Linked DNA regions of Mus musculus: region 1 is linked to region 2. Evidence: chromatin loops called from intact Hi-C (ENCODE). Cell type or tissue: left cerebral cortex. All regions are shown on one strand.

Region 1 (8,000 bases), 280 kb after region 2:
CATCCAGTATTGATGGTGTCAGAGAAGCCAAAGGTCTCGAACCAGACCAATGACTCATTGCAATGAACATTTGTAAGTGAAGATGTGTGGACAGAGGGAAATACTGTGGGACACACTGTGACATATTACAGCTTCCACAATGAGATGTTTTGGGAGGGGAAGAGAGTTGCAAGGGCAAATCTCAGACGTGAGGGGATAGGGAGATGAGCAGGACTAGGGTGCGTGCAGTGATGCAAAAAAAAAAAATCAATAAAATGTCTTTTAAAAAACAAAATTTTAATGTTAGTATTTATATGGTTTATACTAAATTGAATCATGATATAGAAAGAATTTCATACAGAGGCCAGAACTTTAGCAGAGATGCAAGCAGGGAATGTATTGAACCCGTGTATTAACGTGGACAGTACAGCCACCTTGAAGCTTGGTGTCAGTGTGTACAGTACGGCCATCTTACAGCACAAAGCCTTCCATGTGAACAAAAATTCTCTTCTGGTCTGCGTACGAAGCGGTTGCCTCAGCAGCGCTACTTCATTGCAGTACACAAGTCTTCCTTCTCATTGTCTCCGGATCTCCACTTTTCCAGCACTATTTGGTTGAATCTATTTCCAAACATCTTATTCTTTTGAATGTTTTTGCACATGAAACCGTTTTCTTAATCTTTTATAAGTTGTTCGCCACTGTTAAATAAGCACACAACCAACTTCTTATGTGTTGGTCTTGTGTCTTGAAACTTTCCTGGGTTCGTTAGCTCCAGTTGTGAGGATTATTTAGGATTATTCAAATCCTATGGGATCATGCTACATGGCAATGGGGGTCTTCTTTCTCTTCCTTTTTTATTTTGTATATCTTTAGATGTTCTTACTGGCTAGAGCTTTCAGTGCGGTTGCAATTCAGAGGTGACAGCAACCATTCTCTGTCCTGAGAGAAGACAGAGATGTTTGTTCTCTACCAATAGAGTCTGATGTTGGTTGTAGACATCTTTTTCATTCTTTCTTTCTTTCTTTCTTTCTTTCTTTCTTTCTTTCTTCCTTTCTTCCCTCCCTCCCTCCTTCCTTCCTTCCTTCCTTCCTTCCTTTCTTTCTTTTTCTTTCTTTCTGCGGTTTGTGAGATGTCCATCATCCTGTTGGGGAAATTTTCTTCAATTCCTACCTTTCTAAGTGTTTTGGCAAGAAATTGTATTGAATTCTTTTAAACATATTTCCTCCATCCACCGGAATGACCACATGGGTTTTCCCCCCTCTTTTCTGTCACTCTGCTACTGCATTGCTTTGATTTTTTATATATTGAATAGCACATGCATTCCTGTAATAGATGACATTTGACTGTGGTTTATAATCCTTTTAATGTGCTGTCAGATCCATTTTGCTATTATATTGAGGATTCTTACATATGTTCATAAGAGACATTGGTCTATAATTTTCATGATGCATTGCCTTTAGTGTCAGGCAAATTACTTAGTATCACTTATTTCTTCTTTAAATAATTGGTATTATTTGGACACTCTGGTACAGACATCTGTGCCTGCACAGTTGTTCATTAGGAGACTCTTCAATTGCTGGGACAATCTCTTCACTTATTATATAATTTTCTGGCTTTTTATCTCTCTCTGAACTAATTTTTGTATGTATGCTCCTCTTCTGTCTTATTATTTAATTCCCTTCAGAGAGAAATATTTTCAACCGCTCAGTGTAAAACTCTTTCACCTCCTTGATATTATTCCTAAGTATTTTTTCTCTTTAATATTTTTATAAATATAAGTGGAGTTTTTTTAGTTTTGAATTTTTCAGTGTTATAACAAAACTACTTGGCTTTGTGTGCTGATTTTATATTCTGGACCTTTGCTAAAATTATCTATGAAGCAGAGAGTTTATTTTGTTAAGTTATGGTGTCTGTGTGTGTGTGTGTGTGTGTGTATGTGCACGTGCACACGTGTGCGCGCACGCACAGTCTTTATGGTTTTCTGCCTGTGAGAGCACACCACAAGTGACAAGAGATAGTTTTACAAGCTCATTTAATACTGAGAGGCTACTTCCTTTTTTTACTTAATTACTCTGGCTAGAATTTCCAGTACTGCGACTCATGTTTTGAGAGGAGATAAAGAGGGAGTTTGCGGACAGAGTGGATGAAAATAATAGAAAAAGGCCTTTTTCGCTAGACTTCCTAGGTGTTTCCAACACAGGCATTAAGCTTACCCAGTAATGCTTTAGATCCAGCAACAGCCAAACTGAATGGGCTTGCTTGAAGCGTACAGGCTTGGTATGTGGCTCTTCCAGGGGGTCCAAGTTTGGTTCCCAGCACCCATGCTGGGTGGCTCACAACTTTCTGTAACTCCAGCTCCAAGAGATCCAATGCTTTGCTGGCCTCCATGTGGGTACTTGCCCACATGGCACGATACTCATACAGACAAATGAAAATAATGTTTAAAGAAGGAGAAAAGAAGCCAATCAGGAAGGGCTGCGTGCTCTGTGAGTCTAACTCTACCTCATTTTGCATGAACTGTGAAGCCAGTAAGAAGATCAGTGGTTTCCAGGATGGAGTGGGGGTCTGGGGCTGGAGAGAGAAATGAAGAGACATAGGACAATTATTATTTTGAAAATGATAAAATAGCCTAAAGCATGCTAAAACCATAGGTACGTGCCGTCCAACTCTCATATACAATACAACTCTCTAATACACACTAATATATAAATGAACAACTTTGGTTGATAACCATACATCAATCAATACTGACTCCTTACTTGTAGTACATGCCAGGGAAATTTGAGGTATTAACAATAGGATCTGAGCAGGTTATAGCTCACTGGGAAGTACTAGGTAAACTTAGCTTGTGCAAAGTCCTGGGTTCAATTCTCAGCACCACTAGTGATGATGATTATGGTGATAAAAAGAAGGACCAGGAGGAGGAAGAGGAAGAAGAGGAGGAGGAGGAAAAGAAGGAGGAGGAGGAGAAGAAAGAACTTTAAGAGAGGGAGGGTTAGTGGACTCAGTTTTCCCATTATCTAAACTTCTAATAACAAAATAATAATATCATAACAAAGTATATTACTTTTTAAAGTACCCCAATGGAGAACATGAAGGGTGGGCAAACAAAGTCTAGATAAAGCAGGGTAGGAAAATAATATTATAATATATATATAAAATATATAAAAGCAGTAACAGTAAATGTGGTTTTGTTTGCTTGCTAGCTTGTCACTATTGCGTTAAGCAAATGGTCACTGCCTGTGGTTGGACTTAAAGGCTTAGTTTACAGGATCCAGTTAGATGAAGAAGATGAATGGAGTTGGTTAGACAGATGTAAGCTGGAATCCTGATTCTGCCACTTACTAGGTATGTGGTCCTAACAAAGCCCCTGTTCCACTTAAGGAATAGGGGTGCTGAAGTAAACTTTGATTTCTGCCACGGTAAAAGGAAGGGTTTCAAGTTTCAAGGAGAGAATGAAGATTGAACATAAGGACCTTGGGGAACCTCTATTAGAATCAGGGAAGTGAAAATACAGAGTTACTTCAAATGGCATCAGGCTACCTGGCTGGCAAAAGCCAAAGTTGTATTTCTGTGCTCACAGGACTGGGAGGCAAAAGGTATTGGCTGCAACAACGGCAGACTCTTGGAACAGCTAGAGTTTTCTGGAAGGCATTAAGACGAACTAGGTCATCTTAGAAATGTGGCTTCCAGAGGTTGGAAGCCATATTTTAAGTGTTCCTAGGCCAAAGTTAAGACTCAGTGTGAATCAAGAGACTGGTCACAGCTGGCTTTGGTGGCCCATACCTTTAATCCTAACGCTTGGGAAACAGGGACTGATGGATCCCTATGAGTTGGAGGCCAGCCTGGTCTATATAGTGAGATCCAGAACTGCCAGAGATAAGTAGAGAGACCCTGTCTCAAAAGGAGAGGGGTGGGTGGATATTGCTTAGAGTTAATCTTTGTAACCAAACAAGTTAAGTTGCCCTGTTCATTCATTAATAAAAATGTATGAGCATCCACACTTTGTTTTTGTTTTTAAAAAAGTGTCAGGATTTAGTTTTATCTTGTCAGCTTTCCTGCTCAGGAGATTGCTGTGCTGGGAGCCTAAAAGACTCATCCATCTGTCCCCTCGAGAGGACTGAGGCCCAATGGGAAATTAGAGGTGGAAGGGACCTGGGGATAGTGGGAGGATGGAGGAAAATGGCAGAAGAGGCTGCAGGCAGATCTGGATAGCTATCAGTTGGGATGCTTCAGGCTCTACACAAATCTAGAGCTCGGTCAGCCTGAAGCTAAAAGTGCAGGGTGCACCACGACAGAGATCTATCCATGGTGGCACCCAACCCTAGAAGCTTCCCTCCTGGCTCAGGACACAGGAACAGGAGCAACCAGGGAACATCTGAGTGGAGGCAAGGGCCAGAGATGGCTGGCCAGCTTCTTGTTGCTCTTCTTTGAAAACCCAGGGGAGGAGACTGGCTTCTTCTGTCTCTTCTGATAGAGCCTACCTGGCACAGACCATATCCACTAAATACCCAGGCTGCATCCCTAGGGGTCCTTTCTTCTTCACAGGTGAGGCCAAGGGTCCTGCCCAGAAGATCATCTAAAACACTTAGAGATGCTGATCCCACCTGTCCCGGTAGGAAGGCTCCTACCAACCCCTTAAACAGACTGTGCATGGCCATTTGGGTTCTGCTCAGAATTTAAAATCAAACTGCAGGCAAGAAAAGTGACTGCTAACCCTGAATTCCCACCTCTGGAAAATGCTTAGTGAATCTGTCAAAACCTGTGTGGAACGCAGCAGTTGGACTCAAGAAATTGGAGCAGCAGCCTGGAGAGGTGCAACCATAGGATGGTGACCCCAGAGTTCAGCAATCTTTGTGGTCACAGTTCAGTGGCTTCGACAATGATCTTAACAGTAGATGTGGGAAGGAGTAGATATGTGTTGTGACAACAGAGGGGGGGGGGGCGGGGATATTTATTGTGTGTTTTGGTTGGTTGGTTGGGTTGGTCTTTCAAGACAGTTTCTCTGTGTAGCCCTGGCTATCCTGGGACTCGCTCATTAGATCAGATTAGCCTGGAACTGATCTGCCAGCCTCTACCTCTCTGCTGGAACTAAAGGCACATGCCACCATCACCTGTTTGTTTTCATTTGCTTTGGTTTTTGTTTTCCCCTTTAACTGGAACAGGAAGTGATAATACATGCCTTCAATCTCAGCACTCTGGAGGCTAAACAGGCAGCTATCTGTGAGATCAAGACCAGCCTTGTCAGGCCTGGTGTAGCACACCTTTAGTCCCAGCAACTGTGTATATCAACCACTCCAGGACAGGCCTCATGTTCACGAGTAGTCAACCAACACATGATGGTCTCAACAGTTTTGAGTGTGTGCTTTCATTTGTTAAACTTTGGTGTTTGCTGTTTGTTTTTTCTTTTGGGGCATGGTTTTATTGTTTTCTTGGTTTTGGGGGTGTTGTTTTTTTGTTTTTTGAGAAAGAACTTAATTTGGGGGGCTAGGGAAGGGGAAGGGCATCTAGGACAACTTATTGCTAAAATTGTTTTAGCAATAAGAACTATAATAAAAGGCCAGCCTGATCTACATAGCAAGTTCCAGGCCAGCCAGAGCTGCAACAGTGAGACTCCTCCAACTGTGTGGCAAGCTCTCCCATCCAGGTGTTCACCATTGCTACAGTTTGGCTGAGTGTGTCCTCCAAGTCTACATTTGTTAGAAGTTAGTTGCATGGTGTGCTAATAGTGAGGTGGTAAGGCCTTATGTAGTAGGAGACTGTTAGATCACAGGCGTGTGCTTCTGGGGGAATGAGGTTCTTTCTTTCAAGGGTAGCTATAAAAGAGCCAGGGTGGCCTCCTCCTATCTTCTTCAATCACAGCCAGATCTTACGGGATCATTTTCTCAACTGAGGCTCTCTCCTTTAGCATGACTCTAGTTTGTTCAAGTCGAGAGACTAGCCAGCACATAGTTTATTTCATTGAGTGAAGGCAAAGTTACCAATGAGTAGTGCTTCATTGCCTGAATGTCTACAAATCAAGGTTCAGAAGAGCTATGCTTTCGCTGAGGGTGTCTTCTCCAGCTTCTAGAGACCTCGTTAGTTGACTCCTGGCTCTCTGCAACTTCACAGCCATTATGTATTGCTTCCATCACTACAACTCTCTAACTCTGACCTTGACATTGCTGCTTCTCTTTTTCATTAAGTAGGATCCTTGTCACTTCATTGGCCCCATCTAGACAACCTGAAACTATGTACTAACAATATCAGTTATTTCCCCATCTCCCCAGTTTTGTAGCATATTACCAATATTAGCCATGATTTTGCTTATGTGGGTGACCTATATGAATGTTGTCTGGATCAAATGGAGTTGTCCTATACTCAAAGAAATACATTTAAGTTATCAAGAAAGGGATCTCATGTATATGTGCCTAATAAAAAAGGCCAATATAAAAGCTTGCCAGACCATAACCTTGTGTGGAGCCAAGTAACCTTACACAGAAAATATTCTACAACTATATATGGTTCTCACCAAACCTTGTCTGTCTAGTTTAACCTTGGGCCATTTGGGGCCACTGTTATTGATACCTGTAGCCAAAAGGTAGTGTTTTAAAATAAATTACAGGCCAGGCATGGTGGTGCACACCTTTAATCTCAGCACTCAGGAGACAGAGACAGGCTGATCTCTGGGTTCAAGGCCAGCCTGGTCTACAGACTGAGTTCCAGAACAGCCAGGACCACACAGAGGAACCCTGTCTCAAACAAACAAACAAACAAACAATCCTCTTTGTCTTCACCTCCTTGAATATATGCAAAGATTACCATGATACACACGTTCCTTCTGCAATGTCCATTCCTGGGTAAATTTACTAATCTTTGGGAACTCTGTTATTTAAGTTGATATCTGGGGGTTGAGAAGAATTCTAAACTGAGACATAAAATCTCTATTTATCAACCATATATTTCACATTTAAAAATCACAGAATGCCTGGGGGTACATGCCTTTTATCCTAGCACTCTGAGACAGAAGTAGGTGGATCTCTGAGTTCGAAGCCAGAATGGTCTATAGAGTGAGTTCCAGGATTGCCAGGGCTACACAGAGAAATCCTGTTTCAAACGAACAAAAACAAACAAATCAAAGAAGTGTAAAAAGCAAAAGATGTTTAAAAAAAACAATATGGAAAAATGCACTAGGGGATAATGAATTTGTAATTCATCTGGATTGCCGACCTGAATACCTAGGAATCAGAGATGAGAGACCATGATGCCACTCAAAGGAGAGTCATCTTGCTCTGGACAGAGAGATTGTTGCTTTGGTGGCTAGAGACGGAGTGTACAGTGCTTAGTTTTAATTGTCAACTTAACAGAGCCCAGTATCATCTGGGAAGAGGCTCTCAGTTTGTCTGGACCTGGTTGACTTTAGGCATGTCTGTGGGGGATTATCTTAATTGCTTTAAGATGGGAGGACTTGTCCACTACAGGTGGCGCCACTCACTCCCTGGGTTTGGGTCTTGTGTTTTCTAAGGGTAGGCACGGAGCTGAACACAAGCAAGCACGTAGGCACTTATTCTCTCTGCTCTAAACTGGAAAAGTGACCATCTGCTTCAAGTTCCTACTTTGATTTTCCTGCAGTGGTGGACTATAACCTGGACTTGTATCCCACATAAACCCTGACTTCCTTAACTTGCTTTTTGTCAGAGTATTTTATCATAGCAGGAGAAGTAGAAATGAGACAGGTTGGTTCCAAGAAGAGAGGGTAACTTTCACCAAGGCTCTAAATAGAAATGGGTACCACTGCAGTGTCCCGAGGACTAAAGGGTCAAAGAATATCCTGAGTCAGAACCCTCAGCAACAAATGACCATCCTCAGGATAGACATGGGATGTTGGGAAGACTTCTTAGGCTTCCGGGGAAGTGGGGGAGTCACAGCTGTGACCAACAAAAGGGACATAATATTAAGAGATTACATGTATCTCACACCATTATAAATCAGAAACTGCAACAAGCATACTGGATAACAATTTTATTTAAGTGTCAAAATGA
Region 2 (8,000 bases):
TATTGCACATGCTACCCGAGGTGCTTCAAGAGGTGCTGCTGCACGTGCCATCCGAAGGGTTTTAAGTGGTGCTGCAGCACCTGCTACCCAAGGTGCTTCCAGGGGTGCTGCTGCACCTGCTACGGAAGGTGCTCTGAAAGGTGTTGGTGCATGTGTTATTCGAGATGCTGCCAAAGGTGCTCCTGCATATGCCGTGCCACAACCAGGTTGGGCTTTATCCCAGTTGCAGGTGCTTCCCAAGAAACGCAAGGAAAAAAACTATAAACTTAGATCTTCAGGTAGTCCGGAAAGAAAGAAAAAGAGACCCAGTGAAGCAGAGCACAAATGGGTGTCATACAGTGTCACAAATGCTCCTCAAGTTCAGCAAGGATACCCATGGAATGGCTTCCCCAAACCTGATATTCCAAGGCCTCTGAGACGTAAGATCCCTGTGTTGCTACCACCCCATAGTCGAGGTGTTCTGCCCCAACCCCCAAAACAATGGTTTCATATCACTGTACACAACTGTGGCCTAGAGAAGGAAGCTGCACCTTGAAGGGTAAGTGGAAGGCTGTGTAGACAGCAATACCACACAGCTTTCCTGTTTTCTGCTGTGTCTGCTGCAGGAACCTTCTTCAGCACCTTTCCCTTCGGTCCCATCACTCATTCAGAGGGAAGAGAGAAGTAGGAAGATTAAGATTCCTAAACCTGGTTCTCATAATATGCTCCAATGGCTGCCTCTGGGGCCATTTTTCTTGGTTCCCCCAAAATCCCACTTTGCTTTGTCCGAATATAAAGAAACAGATTTATGACCCCCAAGTACCGGCCTGCTTGGTCTTTGCAAGTAATTTACTCTAGCTTTGCTCTTCGGTCAGCCCAAGAAATTCATCTGGCCTATGGAAAATGTGGTAGATCCACTAAGCTTGATAACTCTACCCAGAGAGACAGTATTCTAATCTCACCCACTTCATGCTACAGTAAGGCAAAGTTGAGTGATTGGTGTATGTTGGTCTAACCCTGTGGATCCTGAAACATAAAGGGGAGCTTCAGGTTGATTTTCCTCTAGGTGTCAATCAGGGTGGCTACTGCTGATGGAGATGCTACTTCTGCCTCATCCGGTGCTTACTTGGGCAAAATAAATGCACACACTCACACACACACACACACACACACACACACACACACACACACACACACAACTGCTTGATGTAAAAAATGAGTTATCTGTCCTCACGAAACACACATACACAAACCAAGATGGTCTAGATCAGCAGTTCTCAACCTTCCTAATGCCACCACTCTTTAGCACAGTTCTTCACCTTGTGTTCTTTCAATGCTACTTTGTAACTATAGTTTTGCTACTGTTATGAATTGTAATGTAAATATCTGATACTTTCAGTGATCTTAGGTGACACCTGTGAAAGGGTCATTTGGTCCCAAAGGGTTCGTGACCCACAGATTGAGGACTGCTAGTCTAGATTAATCTTCATATGGCCTCTATGATATCAAACACTTTGTAGTTATTAACCTCCCTTTATTTCTTTTCACATACTCTTATTTGTGTCTTTTACAGGTGATGGTGCCAAGGCCTGGGGTCATTAAATGACCTGTGCATAGCCACATGTCACTGAGCACTTAATGCTGATCTTCAATTCTGAGCATCCAGTTTTTATACTCTATAAATTTAGTATAATATCACATTCTATGTTAGAGTCATTTGACACTTAAATAAAATTGTTATCCAGTATGCTTGTTGTAGTTTCTGATTTATAATAGTGTGAGATACATGTAATCTCTTAATATTATGTCCCTTTTGTTGGTCACAGCTGTGACTCCCCCCCTTCCCCGGAAGCCTAAGAAGTCTTCCCAACATCCCATGTCTATCCTGAGGATGGTCATTTGTTGCTGAGGGTTCTGACTCAGGATATTCTTTGACCCTTTAGTCCTCGGGACACTGCAGTGGTACCCATTTCTATTTAGAGCCTTGGTGAAAGTTACCCTCTCTTCTTGGAACCAACCTGTCTCATTTCCACTTCTCCTGCTATGATAAAATACTCTGACAAAAAGCAAGTTAAGGAAGTCAGGGTTTATGTGGGATACAAGTCCAGGTTATAGTCCACCACTGCAGGAAAATCAAAGTAGGAACTTGAAGCAGATGGTCACTTTTCCAGTTTAGAGCAGAGAGAATAAGTGCCTACGTGCTTGCTTGTGTTCAGCTCCATGCCTACCCTTAGAAAGCACAAGACCCAAACCCAGGGAGTGAGTGGCGCCACCTGTAGTGGACAAGTCCTCCCATCTTAAAGCAATCAAGATAATTCCCCACAGACATGCCTAAAGTCAACCAGGTCCAGACAAACTGAGAGCCTCTTCCCAGATGATACTGGGCTCTGTTAAGTTGACAATTAAAACTAAGCACTGTACACTCCGTCTCTAGCCACCAAAGCAACAGTCTCTGTGTCCAGAGCAAGATGACTCTCCTTTGAGTGGCATCATGGTCTCTCATCTCTGATTCCTAGGTATTCAGGTCGGCAATCCAGATGAATTACAAATTCATTATCCCCTAGTGCATTTTTCCATATTGTTTTTTTTAAACATCTTTTGCTTTTTACACTTCTTTGATTTGTTTGTTTTTGTTCGTTTGAAACAGGATTTCTCTGTGTAGCCCTGGCAATCCTGGAACTCACTCTGTAGACCATTCTGGCTTTGAACTCAGAGATCCACCTACTTCTGTCTCAGAGTGCTAGGATAAAAGGCATGTACCCCCAGGCATTCTGTGATTTTTAAATGTGAAATATATGGTTGATAAATAGAGATTTTATGTCTCAGTTTAGAATTCTTCTCAACCCCCAGATATCAACTTAAATAACAGACTTCCCAAAGATTAGTAAATTTACCCAGGAATGGACATTGCAAATGGAACGTGTGTATCATGGTAATCTTTGCATATATTCAAGGAGGTGAAGACAAAGAGGATTGTTTGTTTGTTTATTTGTTTGTTTGTTTGTTTGTTTGTTTGTTTATTTGTTTATTTATTTATTTATTTGAGACAGGGTTTCTCTGTGTGGTCCTGGCTGTTCTGTAACTCAGTCTGTAGACCAGGCTGGCCTTGAACCCAGAGATCAGCCTGTCTGCCTCCTGAGTGCTGAGATTAAAGGTGTGCACCACCATGCCTGGCCTGTAATTTATTTTAAAACACTACCTTTTGGCTACAAGTATCAATAACAGTGGCCCCAAATGGCCCAAGGTTAAACTAGACAGACAAGGTTTGGCGTGGACCATATATCATTGTAGAATTATTTTCTGTGTAAGGTTACTTGGCTCCACACAAGGTTATGGTCTGGCAGGCTTTTATATTGGCCTTTTTTATTAGGCACATATACATGAGATCCCTTTCTTGATAACTTAAATGTATTTCTTTGAGTATAGGACAACTCCATTTGATCCAGACAACGTTCACATAGGTCACCCACGTAAGCAAAATTATGGCTAATATTGGTAATATGCTACAAAACTGGGGAGATGGGGAAATAACTGATATTGTTAGTACATAGTTTCAGGTTGTCTAGATGGGGCCAATGAAGTGACAAGGATCCTACTTAATGAAAGAGAGAAGCAGCAATGTCAAGGTCAGAGTTAGAGAGTTGTAGTGATGGAAGCAATACATAATGACTGTGAAGTTGCAGAGAGCCAGGAGTCAACTAATGAGGTCTCTAGAAGCTGGAGAAGACACCCTCAGTGAAAGCATAGCTCTTCTGAACCTTGATTTGTAGACGTTCAGGCAATGAAGCACTACTATTTGGTAACTTTGCCTTCACTCAATGAAATAAACTATGTGCTGGCTAGTCTCTCGACTTGACACGCAAACTAGAATCATGTTAAAGGAGGGAGATTCAGTTGAGAAAATGTTTCTGTAAGATCTGGCTGTGATTGAAGAAGATAGGAGGAGGCCCCCCTGGCTCTTTTATAGCTACCTTTGAAAGAAAGAACCTCATTCCCCCAGAAGCACACGCCTGTGATCTAACAGTCTCCTACTACATAAGGCCTTACCACCTCACTATTAGCACACCGTGCAACTAACTTCTAACAAATGTAGACTTGGAGGACACACTCAGCCAAACTGTAGCAAGGTGAACACCTGGATGGGAGATTTTGCCACACAGTTGGAGGAGTCTCACTGTTGCAGCTCTGGCTGGCCTGGAACTTGCTATGTAGATCAGGCTGGCCTTTTATTATAGTTCTTATTGCTAAAACAATTTTAGCAATAAGTTGTCCTAGATGCCCTTCCCCTTTCCTAGCCCCCCAAATTAAGTTCTTTCTCAAAAAAACAAAAAACAACACCCCCAAAACCAAGAAAACAATAAAAACATGCCCCAAAATAAAAAACAAACTGCAAACACCAAATTTTAACAAATGAAAGCACAAACTCAAAACTGTTGAGACCATCATGTGTTGGTTGACTACTCGTGATCATGAGGCCTGTCCTGGAGTGGTTGATATACACAGTTCTTGGGACTACAGGTGTGCTCCACCAGGCCTGACAAGGCTGGTCTTGATCTCACAGATAACTGCCTGTTTAGCCTCCAGAGTGCTGAGATTGAAGGCATGTATTATCACTTCCTGTTCCAGTTAAAGGGGAAAACAAAAACCAAAGCAAATGAAAACAAACAGGTGATGGTGGCGTGTGCCTTTAGTTCCAGCAAAGAGGTAGAGGCTGGCAGATCAGTTCCAGGCTAATCTGGTCTAATGAGCGAGTCCCAGGATAGCCAGGGCTACACAGAGAAACTGTCTTGAAAGACCAACCCAACCAACCAACCAACCAACCAAAAAACACAATAAATATCCCCGCCCCCCTCTGTTGTCACAACACATCTACTATTAAGATCATTGTCGAAGCCACTGAACTGTGACCACAAAGAGCGCTGCACTCTAGGGTCACCATCCTATGGTTGCACCTCTCCAGGCTGCTGCTCCAATTTCTTAGGTCCAACTGCTGTGTTCCACACAGGTTTTGACAGATTCACTAAGCATTTTCCAGAGGTGGGAATTCAGGGTTAGCAGTCACTTTTCTTGCCTGCAGCTTGATTTTAAATTCTGAACAGAACCCATATGGCCATGCACAGTCTGTTTAAGGAGTTGGTAGGAGCCTTCCTACAGGGACAGGTGGGATCAGCATCCCTAAGTGTTTTAGATGATCTTCTGGGCAGGACCCTTGGCCTCACCTGTGAAGAAGAAAGGACCACTAGGGATGCAGCCTGGGCATTTAGTGGATATGGTCTGCGCCAGGTAGGCTCTATCAGAAGGGACAGAAGAAGCCAGTCTCCTCCACTAGTTTTTCAAAGAAGAGCAACAAGAAGCTGGCCAGCCATCTCTGGCCCTCGCCTCCACTCAGATGTTTTCTGGTTGCTCCTGTTCCTGTGTTCTGAGCCAGGAGGGAAGCTTCTGGGGTTGGGTGCCACCGTGGATAGATCTCTGTTGTGGTGCACCCTGCACTTTTAACTCCAGGCTGACAGAGCTCTAGATTTGTGTAGAGCCTGAAGCATCCCAACTGATAGCTATCCAGATCTGCCTGCAACCTCTTCTGCCATTTTCCTCCATCTTCCCACTGTCTCCAGGTCCCTTCCACCTCTAATTTCCCACTGGGCCTCAGTCCTCTCGAGGGGACAGATGGATGAGTCTTTTAGGCTCCCAGCACAGTGATCCCCTGAGCAGAAAAGCTGACAAGGTAAAGCTAAATCCTGACACTTTTTTAAAAACAAAAACAAAAACAAAAAAAAAGTGTGGATGCTCATACATTTTTATTAATGAAAGAACAGGGCAACTTAACTTGTTTGGTTTCAAAGATTAACTCTAAGCAATCTCCACCCACCCCTCTCCTTTTGAGACAGGGTCTCTCTACTTATCTCTGGCAGTTCTGGATCTCACTATATAGACCAGGCTGGCCTCCATCTCATAGGGATCCATCAGTCCCTGTTTCCCAAGCGTTAGGATTAAAGGTATGGGCCACCAAAGCCAGCTGTGACAAGTCTCTTGATTCACACTGAGTCTTAACTTTGGCCTAGGAACACTTAAAATATGGCTTCCAACCTCTGGAAGCCACATTTCTAAGATGACCTGGTTCGTCTTAATGCCTTCCAGAAAACTCTAGCTGTTCCAAGAGTCTGCCGTTGTTGCAGCCAATACCTTTTGCCTCCCAGTCCTGTGAGCACAGAAATACAACTTTGGCTTTTGCCAGCCAGGTAGCCTGATGCCATTTGAAGTAACTCTGTATTTTCACTTCCCTGATTCTAATGGAGGTTCCTCAAGGTCCTTATGTTCAATCTTCATTCTCTCCTTGAAACTTGAAACCCTTCCTTTTACCATGGCAGAAATCAAAGTTTACTTCAGCACCCCTATTCCTTAAGTGGAGCAGGGGCTTTGTTAGGACCACATACCTAGTAAGTGGCAGAATCAGGATTCCAGCTTACATCTGTCTGACCAACTCCATTCATCTTCTTCATCTAACTGGATCCTATAAACTAAGTCCAACCACAGGCAGTGACCATTTGTTTAACGCAATAGTGAGAAGCTAGCAAGCAAACAAAACCACATTTACTGTTACTGCTTTTATATATATATATATATATATATATATATATATATATATATATATATATTATAATATTATTTTCCTACCCTGCGTTGTCTAGACTTTGTTTGCCCACCCTTCATGTTCTCCATTGGGGTACTTTAAAAAAGTAATATACTTTGTTATGATATTATTATTTTGTTATTAGAAGTTTAGATAATGGGAAAACTGAGTCCACTAACCCTCCCTCTCTTAAAGTTCTTTCTCCTCCTCCTTCTCCTTCTTTCCCCCTCCTCCTCTTCTTCCTCTTCCTCCTCCTCGTCCTTCTTTTTATCACCATAATCATCATCACTAGTGGTGCTGAGAATTGAACCCAGGACTTTGCACATGCTAAGTTTACCTAGTACTTCCCAGTGAGCTATAACCTGCTCAGATCCTATTGTTAATACCTCAAATTTCCCTGGCATGTACTACAAGTAAGGAGTCAGTATTGATTGATGTATGGTTATCAACCAAAGCTGTTCATTTATATATTAGCGTGTATTAGAGAGTTGTATTGTATATGAGAGTTGGACAGCACGTACCTCTGGTTTTAGCATGCTTTAGGCTATTTTATCATTTTCAAAATATTAATTGTTCTATGTCTCTTCATTTCTCTCTCCAGCCCCAGACCCCCACTCCATCCTGGAAACCACTGATCTTTTTACTGGCTTCATAGTTCATGCAAAATGAGGTAGAGTTAGACTCACAGAGTAGGCAGCCCTTCCAGATTGGCTTCTTTTCTCCTTCTTTAAACATTATTTTCATTTGTCTGTATGAGTATCGTGCCATGTGGGCAAGTACCCACATGGAGGCCAGCAGAAAGCATTGGATCTCTTGGAGCTGGAGTTACAGAAAGTTGTGAGCCACCCAGCATGGGTGCTGGGAACCAAACTTGGACCCCCTGGAAGAGCCACATACCAAGCCTGTACGCTTCAAGCAAGCCCATTCAGTTTGGCTGTTGCTGGATCTAAAGCATCACTGGGTAAGCTTAAAACCTGTATTGGAAACACCTAGGAAGTCTAGTGAAAAAGGCCTTTTTCTATTATTTGCATTCACTCTGTCCGCAAACTCCCTCTTCATCTTCTCTCAAAACATGAGTCATAGTACAGGAAATCCTAGCCAGAGTAATTAAGTAAAAAAAGGAAGTAGCCTCTCAGTATTAAATGAGCTTGTAAAACTATCTCTTGTCGCTTGTGGTGTGCTCTCACAGGCAGAAAACCATAAAGATTGTGTGCATGCACGCGTGTGCACGCATATACACACACACAGACACCATAAGTTAGCAAAATAAACTCTCTGCTTCATAGACAATTTTAGCAAAGTTCCAGAATATAAAATCAGCACACAAAACCAAGTAGTTTTGTTATAACACTGAAAAATTCAAAACTAAAAAAACTCCACTTATATTTATAAA

What was found. A loop is a pair of places that touch in the nucleus more often than their neighbours do. Peaks named below come from ENCODE experiments on the same cell type or tissue, not always from the same donor. Only the 100,000 strongest peaks of a DNase experiment are listed, where the experiment ranks them.
Region 1: it touches region 2 in a loop (10-fold over the local background); 11 of 42 quality-filtered maps call a loop at or near these places.

Annotation. Positions count from the first base shown.
Region 1 is chr11:52,190,724-52,198,723 of GRCm38, reverse strand. It overlaps the pseudogene Gm12206. Among named protein-coding and RNA genes, the nearest start is that of Olfr1371, 19 kb to the left of the region's middle. In left cerebral cortex, no CTCF peak of the experiment used is centred here; no DNase peak of the experiment used is centred here.
Region 2 is chr11:52,471,038-52,479,037 of GRCm38, reverse strand. It overlaps the pseudogene Gm12209. Among named protein-coding and RNA genes, the nearest start is that of 9530068E07Rik, 79 kb to the right of the region's middle. In left cerebral cortex, no CTCF peak of the experiment used is centred here; no DNase peak of the experiment used is centred here.